Linked DNA regions of Homo sapiens: region 2 is linked to region 1. Evidence: read pairs that join two places in POLR2A ChIA-PET (ENCODE). Cell type or tissue: GM12878. All regions are shown on one strand.

Region 1 (2,500 bases):
TTGTCAATGTCAAGCACAGTCTTAGGAACTGTGAGCTGATGAAAAGACAAGAGAGGCTCTTTGCCCTATAGGGGTGGGGAGGAAGGTCAGACCTGGGAACTACTACAACAGAAAGGGTCACAAAAATATTATCGGAGGACAAAGAACACCAGACTTTACATGGGGAACCAGGAATACAGAACAGAGGTAAGATTCCTGACCAAAAAAAAAAAAAAAAAAAAAAAAAAGTATGAAGGAAAGAAGTTGTGAAATGGCTTGGCATGTCCATGGAATGGTGAGAAGTTCTTTGTGACATATTATGTGGACAGCAATGCCAGAAGTCAGACTGGAAATGGAAGCAAGATGCTCACTTGAAGTTACAATATTTTATATACAGCTGCCTTTCCTTTGCTTTTTATTATATAATCATTTAAGGAATCAGATTTTTTTTCTGCAGGCAAATGGGTATCAGCAGAGTTGGTGACGTGGTCAGGTCTACGCATTTTGAAAGCAATTGTGATAGTAATCTGCAAGATGGCATAGACAGAAGAAACAGGGCAAGTCTATAAGCAGAGAAAGAAGTTAGGAGGGGAAATATTCCTATTCCTAAGAGTCAGGGTTATGACTGGAAGCTGAGACCATTAAATACATAAGGTCACCCAGCAGGTGAGACCTCTCCTATCTGTGAAAGATAACCACAATCAGTACACTTCGCATTAATATTTATCAAATACCATCAAGTGATACATTTCTGTTGTCTTACCAGTTATTCAAATCTGTTCTTATTCAACTTCTTATACAACAGATGTCATCTCACTCCAGTTAGACTGCAAGCAACTTGCAACAGAGATGATATTTTATTCATCCTTACTGCACCTCTACAAAGGTACCCAACAACTATGTGTGTTTTCTAAAATATTAGTACTATAAAAATAGGCTCTATCCCCAATGCCTTGGCACAGAGTAGCTGTCCAAAAAATATCTGCTGAATGAATAACAAAAATGAACTAGCTAGGTGGAGTGGCTCATACCTGTAATTCTAGCACTTTGGGAGGCCAAAGCAGACAGATCACCTGAGATTGGGAGTTCGAGACCCCTAGCCAACATGGTGAAACCCTATCCCTACTAAAAATACAACAATTAGCTGGGCTTGGTGGTACATGCCTGTAGTCCAGCTACTCAGAAGACTGGGGCATGAGAACTGCTTGAACCCAGGAGGCAGACGTTGCAGTGAGCCAAGATCGCATCACTGCACTCCAGCCTGGGTGACAGAGCGAGACACTGTTACAAAAAAAAAAAAAAAAAAAGAGTTTGAGAAATGAATTGGTGTTACTAGGTTACTTGTTAACGTATTAAGGCCTTCTTAACATAGCAAGTGTTTACACATGACCAAAGCTTCAGGGACTGAGTTCTAAAGAAAATAAGCACACCAACTATTGAGCAAATACCTTTCAGAGGACTTGCTCTTCAGCCCAGCCCACTTGTTGAAGCCAGAAGAGGTGAGAAGGCAAAGCTGCAGAAAAAATATCTTATCCAAAAAGGCCAGGTTAAGGAGAACACCTGGGATTCCTATAGTTACTGAAGAAAATTCCTGCACAGTGCCACATAATGCTCTATGTAAAAGAGATAGTGTTCCAGTAGACAGTCTTGTGCTAATTATTCTTAATGTTCTATTCATCAACCTTGAATGGGATGAGCACGGCTCACCAAGAGCTCCTGCCAGGAATGATTTCTCCCAGGGTGTGTCATATTTCAAAATGCTGCTAATTACTAAGTAGAAGTGATGGAGGCCCTGTGACTGGGATGGCCATGAGACAGGGCAGCCTTCTTAAGTGGACATCAGTGTTCATGCTTCAAGGAAAGAAAACAGGACACTGGTTTGGAGGTAAGCCTATGGACAACACTGGAAATGTGCTTGGGTGTATCAATTCCTCCACACCAACTGTCAGCTGGTCTGCAGGAGGGAAGGCATTACCACCCAGGAGGAGTATTCACAGAAAGAATAAACACAAATAAAGGAAGTAAGACAAAACAGGCATGAAATCGGAGATGAAAGAATGCTGACATTATCAAACCCTATCTCACAGATTACTTGGTAAAGAAACTAACTACTGAAGTAGAAACCCAGAAACAAGAGGTTCGGCCAAGAGTCAAGTGGCCAGATACAAGCTAAATTGCTTTCCTAGGGCTGCCATAACAAAGTACCGCAAATTACCCCCTCAAAATTCCAAAAGCTCCAAGTTGAAAATCAAGGTGTAGGCAGGATCATTATACCTCTAAAGGCCCCAGGGAGGTATCCTTCCTTGCCTCTTCCTAGCTGGTGCATCCTGGCAATTGTTGGCATTTCCTGGCTTGTAGCTAAAACCACTCCAATTTCTACCTCCACTGTCACATGGTCTCTTTCTCTCTGTGCCCAATACTCCTCCTCGTCCTCCTCCTCCTTCTCTTCTTCTCCCCTCCTCCTCCTCCTTCTTCTTCTAGAGTTGGGGTCTCACTCTGTTGCACAGACTAGAGTCCAGTG
Region 2 (2,500 bases), 110 kb before region 1:
CAGAGCTCTTGGGTGACCAGCTAGCTGCAGAACTGTGAATGAGCAGTAATATTTTGCAAAAAAATCTTTTTTTTTCTGAGCAGTAGGTCTCAACAAAGGGCTTAAAATATTCCATAAACCAGGCTGTCACCAGATGTGCCGTCATACAGGCTTTGCTGTTCCTTTTACAGAGCACAGGCAGAGTAGATTTAGCATCATTCTTAAGAGCCTTAGGTTTTTTGGAATGGTCAATGAGCAATGGCTTTAACTTAAAGTCACCAGCTGCATAAGGTCTTAACAACAGAGTCAACCTGTCTTTTGAAACTCAGAAGGCAGGCACTGACTTCTCTCTAGCTACCAAAATCCTGGAATGGCATCTTCTTCCAGTAGAAGGCTGTTTCATCTACACTGAAAATCTGGTGTTTGGTGTAGCCACCTTCACCAGTGATCTTAGCTGGATCTTCTGAATAACTTGTTGCAGCTTCTACATCAGCACTTGCTGCTTCACCCTGTACTTTTATGTTATGAAGATGGCTTCTCTCCTTAAACCTCATGAACCAACCTCTAACAGCTTCAAATTTTTCTTCTGCAGCTTCTTTACCTCTCAGTGTTCACAGAATTGAGGAGAGTCAAATCCAGAGGTCTTTCTCTGGATTAGACTTTGGCTTAAGGAAATATTGTGACTGGTTTGATCTTCTATCCAGACCACTAAAATTTTTCCATATAAGCAATAAGGCTGCTTCAATTTCTTTTCTATTTTGAGACAGGGTCTCATTATGTTGCCCAGGCTGATCTGCAACTCCTGGGCTCAGCCTGCTGAGTAGCTGGGAGTACAGGCATGCACCACTGCACCAAGCTTTGTTTGGTTTTCTTATCATTCAATGGGTGGAGCAGTCAGAACACATACAACATTTATCAATTAAGTTTACCATCTTATATGACTGTGGTTCATGGCGACCCGAAACAATTGAAATAATAACATCAAACATCACTGGTCACAGATCACCATAACAGATATAATAATAATAAAGTTTGAAATGTGAAAATTACCAAATGTGATAGACACATGCTGCTGGAGAAATGGCACTGACATACTTGCTTAACACAGGTTGTCACAATCCTCCTATCTATAAAAAAAATGCAATATCTGAAGCACAATAAAAAGAAGTGCAATAAACCTGGATATGCCTGTGCCTCCAACTCTCTAGCAAAAGTTCACTACCAAGAAACTTCATGGGTATAGAAACCTTGGTAAAAAGGTACAAATGGCTGCATAAAAGGACTCTCTCACACAACTGCCACACTGCCTTTCAGTTTACCATAACTCACATTAGCAAAAATAAAACCACAGCCCTCCAATAAGGTATGAATTTTTTTGCATCTCTTCTTTTGCGTAGCTGCCCTGAGCTTGGTGTCACACTTCAATGAGTCCCTTCAGAAGGCCTGCAGAGCTGTGCAGTGATCAAGTTCATAAGAGTATGTACAAGAGCCACAATGAGAAGTGACAGCCAAGCAGCAGCAGTGAGCTCCATGGTCATGTGTTCAGGGAGTGATTTATCTCTCATAACTCAATCCATTTAGTTGGGGCCTGAGGGAGACCCTTATCCAGACAAGAAACTACCTGTGCCTTCTAGGAAAAGGAGGCCAAGGCGATCTGGCAGGAGGCAGCAAGCATGACTCCCGTTTCTCTTTCCCCATAGCAAATTCTATTCAGTAATTCAATGTAAGAAGTGCTGAGACAACAGGACACTAGCAAAAAAGGCAAGGTGGGGACCATGTGCATCTGGGGACCACGGCGGGATATGTCTTTTGCAAGTGAATGAATATTTGTGTGTGCAAGGGTGGCTGGGCGGGGTGGGGGTGGTGGTGGAAGTAAAATGACAGCTTTCCCTCAAAGACTGCAGTCTCTGTGAAGTACCAACTGGAAATAAATAACTATTATTTGCCAGCAGCAAAGAAATGAAGCAGTTTGTTCCTTGAATGCATAAATGTAAATTGCTCAAAGAGCACAGTTTATACATAGCCTTCTGGCTTGTGAAATATTAAGCTACCAGAAAAGATAGGGTAAGACACACATTAAGTCAGCAAAGAAAGGAGCATCTTTGCCTTAGCACGTCAACCTTAGCACAACAAGAAATACTATCGATGTGGGAAGAGCGTGTGAAAGCAACGTCATGGCTGGGGTTTCATAAAGGACTGGGATCTTAATGGCATTTGAAAAGAATGAAAGGGAGACAAAGGGCACTGCTTGGGGAGCTACAGGGGAAGAGTGTCTTGGCTCCTCTGAGGCCTCCCCACAACTAACATAGCATGGGCAGTCTGTTTCAAGTGGGTAATGAAGGCCAACTCTGAGAATTCCATGGCTGGTATTTTCCTAGTCTGGAACTTCCTTTGCTCTAGCTCTATAAGGGCTGCGTGCTTGCAAGTTGCTCTACTCCTACATCCTGTGCTTGGTAGAAATGAGGAGCAGAAAGGGGGTGCAGTGCTGGGTCTGCAGGCACAGGAGGATCCAATCTAGAAA

What was found. Peaks named below come from ENCODE experiments on the same cell type or tissue, not always from the same donor. Only the 100,000 strongest peaks of a DNase experiment are listed, where the experiment ranks them.
Region 2: POLR2A ChIA-PET joins it to region 1 with 6 read pairs; 3 of 35 experiments call an interaction of 5 or more read pairs at or near these places.

Annotation. Positions count from the first base shown.
Region 1 is chr7:127,815,449-127,817,948 of GRCh38, reverse strand. All of the region lies in intron 11 of SND1 (staphylococcal nuclease and tudor domain containing 1), which reads right to left. Among named protein-coding and RNA genes, the nearest start is that of SND1, 160 kb to the right of the region's middle. In GM12878, no CTCF peak of the experiment used is centred here; no DNase peak of the experiment used is centred here.
Region 2 is chr7:127,929,471-127,931,970 of GRCh38, reverse strand. All of the region lies in intron 15 of SND1 (staphylococcal nuclease and tudor domain containing 1), which reads right to left. Among named protein-coding and RNA genes, the nearest start is that of SND1-IT1, 67 kb to the left of the region's middle. RefSeq lists an enhancer at 1,660-1,749. In GM12878, no CTCF peak of the experiment used is centred here; a DNase peak (open chromatin) is centred at 1,410; H3K4me3 peaks cover 435 bases; H3K27ac peaks cover 1,163 bases.